Linked DNA regions of Homo sapiens: region 2 is linked to region 1. A link is a loop called in an ENCODE intact Hi-C map of the cell type or tissue named here. Cell type or tissue: PC-3. All regions are shown on one strand. Each heading gives the region's core, and the rest is flanking DNA. Links, peaks and the distances in the headings are about the cores only.

Region 1 (5,349 bases), core at 350-5,349:
GGCAGGAGCCACCGTGCCTGGCTGGCTTTAAACTCTTTAAGACATAATCAGGGCTAGAATGAGTGAAATTTCATGCCTGGGTATCCGGATTACACATTAAACACCATGAATCTGTTTTTCTTGAAGCAAGCTAGTTTAGGTAAATTTCTTTTGTTGCAAAATTTTTTGTCTCAAGGCTCAATATTTCCTTACCCAGCAACAACCCTTCCAGTGGCAGTGAAACAAGGGAAAGGACAGAAGCCAAGTCAGAGTAGCAAAAACATATCTGCCTAAACAATGGCAGAAATATATGGCTATACTTTCTAATTTACTTTGTAAACCAATATACTCTGTAGTATTGGTTCCTAAACTAAACTGAGAATGTGGGTGAGTTTAGAGAGAGAAGATCCTTTCACTTTCTGGAAATTAATACTTTACTTAAAGATTGAAAGTGAAGAAACCAGGAAAGAGGAGAAATCTAGAAAGATCCTTGGATTTCAGTGAACCTTATCAAAAAGTGAAATCAAGGTTGGGGAAAAATGTAAGGGCCACTGAGGAATTAAAATTTCCAGTTTAGTCACCTATGTGTATTTGTTCTGAGCAAATCCAAAGTTCTGCAGCATAGCAGAATTAGCTATTTATTCTAAATAAGTAGAAAACTGATGATTTCAAATAACAAATCATAAATGAGGAGTTCAAAGTCCCTGGTGCCTTTCAAAGATTTATAATATTCAAGTAAATATGAAGAACTGTAAGAAAACTGGTAATTTGCAGTTGTCTCAATTAGTCAATTAGCATGATGTTAAATTTTCAACAGAAATTTAATGTCCCCTCCTTTTTTCCCCACACAGAGCCAAGGTGGAATTTTTTTATTTAAATTTTTTAATTTTTATTTTTTTGTGTAGATGGTGCAAGTTTTGTCACAACAGAAACAACTGTACTCGTTGCTCCTGAGAATTTCAGGTGACAACAGATATGCTTTCTTTTTTTTTTTTTGAGACAGGGTCTCACTCTGTCACCCAGGCTGGAGTGCAGTAGTGCCATCTGGGCTTGCTGCAACCTCCTCCCGCCAGGCTCAAGCTATCCTCCCACCTCAGCCTCTAAAATAGCTGGGATCCCAGCTGTGCGCCACTATGTTGCCCAGCCTGGCCTCAAGTAATCTTCTTGCCTCAGCCTCCCAAAGTACCAAAGTGCTGGGATTATAGGCATGAGCCACCATGCCTAGTCTTAAAGCTTTTTTGAATGTCTTGATGAGAAGTATAAAATATCCCGAAGTTTGATGACTTAGGTTGAGAGGTGAATTAGAGTTCCACAGCAAATATTACATAGGTGATAATGCAGAATAGTTTATCAATGATTAACAAAAATGCTAAATACTTCTATAGTATTAATTTGTCAGACATTACATTGATATAATTTGGTAGGGGCTAAATATACAAGATGACATAAACAGACATATTCCAGCCTGGCCAACATAGTGAAACCCTGTCTCTACTAAAAGTACAAAAATTAGCCAGCAGTGGTGGCACACACGTGTAGTCCCAGCTACCCGGGAGGCTGAGGCAGGAGAATTGCTTGAACCCAGGAGGCAGAGGTTGCAGAGCAAGACTCTGTCTCAAAACAAAACCCAGACATAATCACTTTTAACATCTCACTCAATCTCTGAGTTTTAAAACAAAGTCCCAGATGCAAGACCACTAAGTCAAATCTAAGTCATTAAATGAGTCTCTAATTGTTTAAGATTGGTTTTAATAAGGAGTCCAGCTATGATTTGAATGTTTGTGTCCCGTCCAAAATTCATATGTTGAAACTTAATTGCCAATGTTATAGTATTAACAGGTAGACCCTTTTGGAGGTAATTATGTCAGGAAGGCAGAACCCTTATGAATGGAGTTAGTAACCTTATGAAAAGTTTGAAGGGAACTAGCTAGATCCCTTTTGTCTTTCCATCCCTTCCCCCATGTGAGGACACAGCACCAAGGCACCATCTTGGAAGCAGAGACCGGGTCCTCACCAAACATCAAATCTGCAGGTGGCTTGATCTTGGACTTCCCAGCCTCCACAACTGCTAGAAATTAATTTCTATTGTTTATAAATTACCTAGCCTCAAGTATTTCATTAGAGCAGCACCAAGAGACTGAGATAGGTCCCAGTAGGGAATGAACAGCTTAGTTGACTTGCTTGGTACTTTCGACTTTTATTTAAAATGTTGGTGACTGAGCCAGGCATGGTGGCTCATGCCTGTAATCTCAGCTACTCGGGAGGCTGAGGTGAGAGAACTGCTTGAGCCCAGGAGTTCGAGATTGCAGCGAGCTACAATGGCACCACTGCATTCCAGCCCAGGTGACAGAGTGAGACTGTCTCTAAAAGAACAAAAAATGTTAGTGCCTGTACTGAAGCACTTCTCTCCGTAAAAAGGACATAGAGAGCAATCAAAGTAAACTGGTATGACATTATTTTAAAAAGGTATTGACTGTGATTATTGGCGTATCTCAAAGAATATCAGCCCTTTCCATACTAGGCTCAGAAATGTCTTTTCACAATTCTTTGCAAAAATAAATCTATAGAATCTATGCCAAGATGCTAGCATCAATCTGCAATAGAATACACTAGCTTGTGCCCAAATAAATGTGACTATGGACCCACATACAACTATTATATATGTTCTTTCTCAGAGACTAAAAATGAATATTACTGAATACTTTTGTGTATGTTATAGAGTTTCAGATACTACATTTATACTCAGTGTCCTAGGCTAGAGGTTGACATATTTTTTTCTGTAAAGGGTCAGATAATAAATATTTCAGGCTTTTTGAGCCATATAGTTTCTGCAGCTACTCAATTCTACCTGTTAGCATGAAAGGCAATTGAGTGTGCATGGCTGTGTTCCAATAGAACTTTATGAAAAAAATATATCTGTCAGCAGGCCAAATTTGGTCATAGTTTACTCACCTCTGTAGTATGCCAACATAAAAGCAAATGGAACCACACCACAAAAAAGTCACCCTGGTGGAAGCAGTTATGCTATGTATATATATTTTCTTCTGTATTAGTCTGTAACAGCTATAAACTCCAATAACAAACTTATCTAAATCTCTTCCTGATGAATCATTTACTGGTTAGCCAATAGGATCTATAATGCTCCTATTCTGATGTGACAGTTGGAACATGCTTCCAACCTGATCAATAAATGCTTCAAAAGGCGTTAAATTTGACAGTGCTGGAGGATAGTGTGGTCTCACAAAAAAATTACCAAAGCAACGCTGTGGTACCAAAGAATCTCTCCTTCTACAATGGGAACACTAAATGCTCTCAAGTTATATTTCAGTGGTAAGAAAGAAAAAAACCCTAGCAAACGACAGAAATTTAAGTATGTTACAAAATGCAGGCCTGGTAGACATTTTTAACCTCTAAGTGATTTTTTTTTTTTAACTTTTAAGCCCATATATACTTTTTAAAAAATACCATATAGGTCCAGTGTGGTGGCTCATGCCTGTAATCCCAATGCTTTGGGAGGCTGAAGCAAGAGGATTGCTTGAACCTAGGAGTTCAAGGTAACAGTTAGCTATGACAGTGCCACTGCACTAAAGCTTGAGTATCAGAGCAAAACTCTGCCCCTAACCCCAAAAAGAAAAAAAAAATACTAAACAATACTATTTCAATTTGTAGTTCAGGTTGGTATTCCATCCTCCTATGCTGAGTTTACCCTTTATTGTAAGTATTTAGAGTATTATAAAATCACAATTAAAAGCATATTATTTTATGTATGTAACTGAAATATATAGTATTTAAGATTGTGATTAGAAATCTAAGGCTAACTGGCTGGGCGTGTGTGGCACACGCCTGTAATCCCAGCACTTTGGGAGGCCGAGGCAGGCAGATCAAGAGGTCAGGAGATCAAGACCATCCTGGCCAACATGGTGAAACCCCATCTCTACCAAAACACACACAAAAAATTAGCCGGGTATGGTGGCGTGTGCCTGTAGTCCCAGCTACTTGGGAGGCTAAGGCAGGGGAATCGCTTGAACCCGGGAGGCAGGGGTTGCAGTGAGCTGAGATTGCGCCACTGCACTCCAGCCTGGCAACAGAGCAAGACTCCATCTCAAAAAAAAAAAAAAAAAAGAAAAAAAAAAGAAAAAGAAAAGAAAAGGAATCTAAGTCTAACTGTTCTCAGAAGTCTAGGGGAAGGAAAGGTAAATTTTATTTTCTTAGAAACAAAGCAACTATATAGGTGACAACTTTTTTTTTTTTTTTTTTAAGACAGGATCTCCCTCTGTGGCTCAGGCTGGAGTGCAGTGGTGCAGTCTTGGCTCACTGCAACCTCCGCCTGCCGGGCTCAAGCAATTCTCCTGCCTCAGCATCCCAAGTAGCTGGGATTACAGATGAGACGCATACCACCACACCTGGCTGATTTTTGTATTTTTAGTAGAGACAGGGTTTCACCATGTTCGCCAGGCTGGTCTTGAACTCCTAACCTCAAATGATCCGCCCACCTCAGCCTCCCAAAAGTGTTGGGATTACAGGCGTTAGCCACCGCAATCCGCCGAACCTTCTATCTTAACACGAAGTTTGTAGTTGTTTATGAGGCAGAGAGATTTTTCTCAAGTTAGGACATGGGTAATTTTGACCTATTGAAACTTTTTTTGTTTAGTTTTTGTTTTTGTTTTTTTTGAGACGGAGCCTCACTCTGTCACCAGGCTGGAGTGCGGTGGCACGATCTCAGCTCACTGCAACCTCCGCCTCCTGGGTTCAAGCGATTCTCCTGCCTCAGCCTCCTGAGTAGCTGGGACTGCAGGCATGTGCCACCACACCTGGCTAATTTTGGTATTTTTTTTTAGTAGAGACGGGGTTTCACCATATTGGCCAGGATAGTCTTGATCTCTTGACCTCGTGATCTGCCTGCCTCAGCCTCCCAAAGTGCTGGGATTACAGGCGTGAGCCACGGCACCTGGCCAAAACGTTTTTAAAAAATCTTTCTCCTCAGCAGCTGCCTATCCTACATATGTCAGATCTTTGTCATGTCTGAAGGTATTAAAAAGAAAAAAGAGGCTGGGCGCAGTGGCCCACGCCTGTAATCCCAGCACTTTGGGAGGCCAAGGCAGGCGGATCACTTGAGATCAGGAGTTCAAGACCAGCCTGGCCAACATGGTGAAACCCCGTTTCTACTAAAAATACAAAAATTAGCGGGGCGTGGTGGCGGGCAGCTGTAATCCTAGCTACTCAGGAGGGTGAGGCACGAGAATCGCTTGAACCAGGGAGGCGGAGGTTGCAGTGAGCCGAGATCACTCCACTGCACTCCAGCCTGGGCGACAGAGCGAGACTCTTGTCTGAAAAAAAAAAAGAAAGAAAAGAAAAGAAAAAAGAAAACAA
Region 2 (5,390 bases), core at 107-5,106, 50 kb after region 1:
GTATGATATTCCCTATGTAAATATACCGTAAATTAAAATATTGATGGTCATTTTTATAGTTTCCAGTATTTGCCTGTTATGAGTGGTTCTCTTAAGAATGTTTTCCAATTCATGTCTTTCGGTGGATATAAAAATCTTCTCTGAATGTGATTGGCAGAACAGTAGCATTGGCATCACCTGGGAACTTGTTAGAAATGAAGAATCTCATACTGCACCCAGAACTACTGCATCAGAATGTGTGTTTTAATGAGATCACCAGGTAATTTGTATGCACATTACTGTTACACTCTGAAGTCTCTATTTGGAAGACTTGACACTGAATTCTAAGTGTTAGTGTTTCAGCTACTTGGGGTAATGAAAGGGATTAGAAGTCAGGAGAGCTGGCAGCCCTAAGCACCACTAAATAGTTTCAAAACTCTTTGCCCCTAAGTCTTTTCTCATCTTCCTTTAATTTTCCTCACTCTGGTTTAGGCAAATCACTGTGGAGAAAGGTTGGAAGATTATAGAGTCTTAGAGCGCATACTGAAGTCTCATACATAATTGGGTTCTTTTGCTTGGTGGTTTTAGTATATGGAATTTTTTTTAAGTTCTTGTTCAATATTTGAGCCTCTTTGGATTTGGTCCAAGTGTAACTATATTGAGAGATATTCTTTGTGGTCAGTTGTTGGGGATTGTGTACACTAACACTAAATTCATTTTAAATGGACTTCATTTTTATTTCTTTTGGTTTATTTTGGTGGATTTCATAGCATTCAAGAAGAGCATCTATACTCCATCATTTATTGGTATTAGAGTCTTATTTATTTTTATTGCTATGTATAATATGTATTGTGGGGATTGCCGTGATATATATCAATGACAGCATATCATTACATTCATGAAAGTGAATGTAAACTTTCACATTTACATGTGAAAGTACTGTGAGATTTAAAACTACTAAAAAATGGAAAGGAAATAATTGTATATTTTCCTTAGGATTGTGTGCTAATAACAAGGTAAACTGGGTTAATTCTTTCTTAGAACCTTCTACTCTTGTACCATCATTTTTATGTATTTTTTATTTACATAGGTTTTTGGGGAACAGGTGGTGTTTGCTTACATGAGTAAGTTCTTTAGTGGAGATTCGTGAGATTTTGTGAACCCATTACCTGAGCAGTATGCACTGTACCCAATTTGTAGTCTTTTATCCCTCACCCCTCATCGCACTCCTTTCCCCAAGTCCCCAAAGTCCATTGTATCATTCTTATGCCTTTGCATCCTCATAGCTTAGCTCCTGCTTATGAGTGAGAATATCTGCTATTTGGTTTTCCATTCCTGAGTTAATTCACTAAGAATAATGGTCTCCAATTCCATCCAGGTTGCTGCAAATGCCATTATTTCATTTCTTTTTCTGGCTGAATAGTATTCCATGGTGTATATATACACCACTCATTGATTGATGGGCATTTGGGCTGGTTCCATATTTTTGAAATTGCGAATTGTGCTGCTATAAACATGCGTTTGCAAGTATCTTTTCATATAATGACTTCTTTTCCAACTAGTGAGAGGTAGGATTCCCAAGAATAATTGTTACCCTGTGACTTTATTGTAGAATCTTTATTGAAGACCTTTTCATGAAAAAAATCTACTGTATTGAAGTCTTATGTAAACCATAAAGCTTAATGTTTTGAACCACCACTAATTTTAAGAACATTACCCACCGGGCGCGGTGGCTCACGCCTGTAGTCCCAGCACTATGGGAGGCTGAGGTGGGTGGATTACTTAAGGCCAGGAGTTCGAGACCTGCTTGGCCAATGTGGTGAAACCCTGTCTCTACAAAAAAATAAAAAAATTAGCTGGATATTGTGGTACACGCCTCTAGTCCGAGCTACTCAGGAGGCTGAGGCAGGAGAATTGCTTGAACCTGGGGGTCAGAGGTCGCAGTGAGCGGAAATTGTGCCACTGCACTCCAACCTGGGTGACAGAGCAAGACTCCATCTCAAACAAGACAAAACAAAAAAATTCTCATGCACATTTGGGTTGTTTCCTTTTTTGCTGTTATGAACAAACTCTCATCATTCCTTAGTTTGCTAAGTATATGTTAAGTCATGAAAGGTGTTAAATTATGTAATATACTTTATCTGGAGAGATTAGTTATTTTTTATTAATGTTGTGTGTTACCTTTTTTTAGATATGGTAGTGTTAAATACCCTTGCATACTGGGATAAACCCAATTAGTCATAATATATTTTATCCATTCAGTTTACTGTTGGGTTTGGTTTGCTAATATTTGTTTTTGAGATTTTGTATCTATGAGTAAGGTTTATAATTTTCTTCTGAACTTTCATATCAAGGTTATGTTGGTCTGTAGAATGAGTTGGTGAGTAATTTCTCTGTTTCCTGGAAGAGTTGTATGACAGTTGAATTATTTGTCCTTTGAGAGTTTGGTAGAACTCACCTGTAAAACCCGATCTCTCTGCATCTTTCTGATGCAGAAAATTAAGTACTGATTTAACTTCTGTAGGAGAGTTGGGTTTTTTATTGATTCTTGAGTCACTTCTGGTGAGTCAATTTTCTAGGAACTTTTTCATTTCTTTTAATTTACTAGCATAAAGTTGTTCAGAGAAGTTCTCTAGTTGTCTTTCTGTTCTTTGAGATTCTTTTTAAACACATTTCTAATACTGTTCACTTGTGTCTTTGTATCTGTTCTCCCTTCACCCCCATTATTAGTCCTCTAGTAGTTGGTTACCCTGGCAAATTTTATAGGTCTTTTCGAAGAACCAAGTTTTGGCCTTTTTGAGCTGCTGTATTACGTTTGTTTCCTTAAAAAAAAAAAAAAAAAAAAAAAAAAAAAAGAGGCAGACAGACAAGGTCTCTTTCTGTTTCCCAGGCTGGAGTGCAGTGGTTTAATAATAACTCACTGCAGCCTTGAATTCCTGGGCTCAAGTGATCCTCCTGCCTTAACCTCCTAAATAGCTGGGTCTACAGGTGTGCACCACCACACCCAGCTACTTAAATTTTTTTTTTGGTAGAGATACTGTCTTGCTATGTTGCCCAGGCTGGTCTCAAATTTCTGACCTCAAGCATCTCTTCCCACTTTGGTCTCCCAAAGCTGTTTCCTATTTTATTAATTTTCGTTCTTTATTTCCTTTACTTTTGTGTGATTTACTTTGTTTTTCTAATATTCTTGTTGAGATGGCTATTAAGCTTATTGAGTTCTTATTTTCTAGTATAAATATTTAAATACTGATAAAGTCACATTTTTATCATATAATTTGAAGTATTTTTAAACTTCCATTGTGAGTTTTTTTTTTGAGCTGTGGGTTATATAGAAATGTTTTTAAAAATACGTCACCAAATGGGATTTTAAACAATTTTTTTCATATTTAATAGCTTTTGATTTGATTGCATTGTGATAAGAGAATCTCATGTATATGAATTGATTATTGAACTCTTGTTGAATTTGCATTATGGCCCTTCTACATGGCCAGTTTATAAACACTCTCCATTGTTGAAGAATGTGAGCTCTTTAATGTTGAATGCTGTATATTTCTTTGGAATCCTTGTGCATACTATTGTATGGATGACCATAATTTCTTTATTCCACTTTGATCATTTATTTGGTATTACAGACAGTGCTTATAAAAATTTTTTTATGTCTGTCTGGATAACCATGTGATTATATCCAGAGGAGAAATTCATGTTACTGTACTTTCAGAGTATATGCCTTTTAAATTAGGATCAAGATTGATCTAGTTTATAATCTAAATACAGTGTATGTTTCGTGCCTGTTTCCCTGTGTCCTTGTTCTGGCTATTAGCAAATTTAAGACTGTTTTCCATTTTTTAAAAATTTATTTATTTTGTTATTTTCTTTCAGGGAATAGAAGGGACTTTTCCATTCAATTATGAGGTTAAAAATTGCTGTCTTTTGATTTCTAGTTCTTTATGAATCAGATTTAGTCACAATTTATTTTTCTTTAGGAGAACTGTCTATTCATGTAGCCATTTTTTTTTTTTTTTACTGGGCTGTTTGTCACCTTTTTTACTGCTATATAAAATTTCTCCTTTGCCACATGTGGCACAGAAGGCTTAAGGTTTGCAAGTACTAGATACTTGTTTTTATTTGACTTACTTCAAAATGTTGTTTGCTTTAGAAATGGATGATGGACCTTCTCGAAGAGATCATTTCATGAAAAGTGGATTTGCCTCTGGGCGGAATTTTGGAAACAGAGGTAAGCATCTTTGTCTTTCCTTAATCTCCTGAACTGTTGAATAATTGGATATATAGAGGCTTTCATGGCCATTTGGTACAAAGCTAAGTCTGTTGTAAGTCAGTGTGTAGTAGACTTGGTGTTGAGATAATGAGTTCATCATTTTTCCAAGTTCATTTTCTTTTTTCTGTTTTACTTCTTTGGGATAGTAGGGAGTAGTGTTAAGTTGATTAGACAGATTGGTTGGAGGGATGGATGGGTTGGATGGATGGATGATTCACAGAGCTGCTGCTTAATGTGTTTGTGATATTGATTTCCAACAATTGATGTGGGAAGAATATTTGTAAAAGCTTCAGGGATTAGAGGTGAGAGGGACTCTTTCTTGAATTTTATATTTTTCAAGAAAAGGCAGTATAGGAAACATTTGTTAGCTCATTAGTATTAATTTTTTAAGAGTTTATTTTGCCATTATTGGATTTTTAAATTTTACTTTTAGAACAACCACCTGATATGACAGATAATGACACAGCAAAACACCTTTCTACAGTCCATTTTTAGACTTAATATTAACATGCTAGAAATATGTGCTATATTTTATTATAGTGCAATAACATATTAGAACTTCAGGTTAAATTTATTTGAAAATCCATACGGTCATTTTTTTATCTTTTAGGGGATGCCATAGCGAGGGCTATTTGTTAAACATACTTGACACTTATTCTTGAATTTATGAGATGTTATTTTTTGAAAAACTCTATTGAGACTTGCAGATATTTTTGCTGTGGAAACTAAAAGATGCATGATGTTTTATTTGACATTTGGAAAATTTAATTTCTTTAGATACAATAAACACAAATTTGAGTTTTATATTTTGACATGTTTCTGCCACTAATAGAAATGATTTATTCAAATATACACATATATATTGGTTTTTAAGCCTGCATATTAAGATGCATTGTTTATTTGGACAATGTAATTGTGCTAAGAGATTCAGATGAGATTTTGTTAGCTACTATTAAAATTAGAAATATTTTAATATTACATTTAGGAGCATATTTATTATTTACGTATCTTTTAAAATTATATTTTAGTAGAGGTTATGTGATATTTTGATACAGGCTTCTAAATATTATTGAATAAAACCTTTTTCAGTGAGAAAATCATCACTGAGGCAGATTTTACCACAAATTATTTTCAT

Evidence for each region. Hi-C counts contacts between places; a loop is a spot of excess contacts. Peaks named below come from ENCODE experiments on the same cell type or tissue, not always from the same donor. Only the 100,000 strongest peaks of a DNase experiment are listed, where the experiment ranks them.
Region 2: it touches region 1 in a loop (6-fold over the local background); 3 of 110 quality-filtered maps call a loop at or near these places.

Annotation. Positions count from the first base shown.
Region 1 is chr5:55,705,985-55,711,333 of GRCh38, forward strand. The region is part of intron 2 of SLC38A9 (solute carrier family 38 member 9); the gene reads right to left. Among named protein-coding and RNA genes, the nearest start is that of SLC38A9, 3.7 kb to the right of the region's middle. In PC-3, for the core only: no CTCF peak of the experiment used is centred there; a DNase peak (open chromatin) is centred at 2,937; H3K4me3 peaks cover 361 bases; H3K27ac peaks cover 489 bases.
Region 2 is chr5:55,756,065-55,761,454 of GRCh38, forward strand. DDX4 (DEAD-box helicase 4) reads left to right here. Exons shown (of 22, transcript NM_024415.3): 4 at 4,136-4,213. Among named protein-coding and RNA genes, the nearest start is that of DDX4, 21 kb to the left of the region's middle. In PC-3, for the core only: no CTCF peak of the experiment used is centred there; a DNase peak (open chromatin) is centred at 2,387; H3K4me3 peaks cover 504 bases; H3K27ac peaks cover 3,599 bases.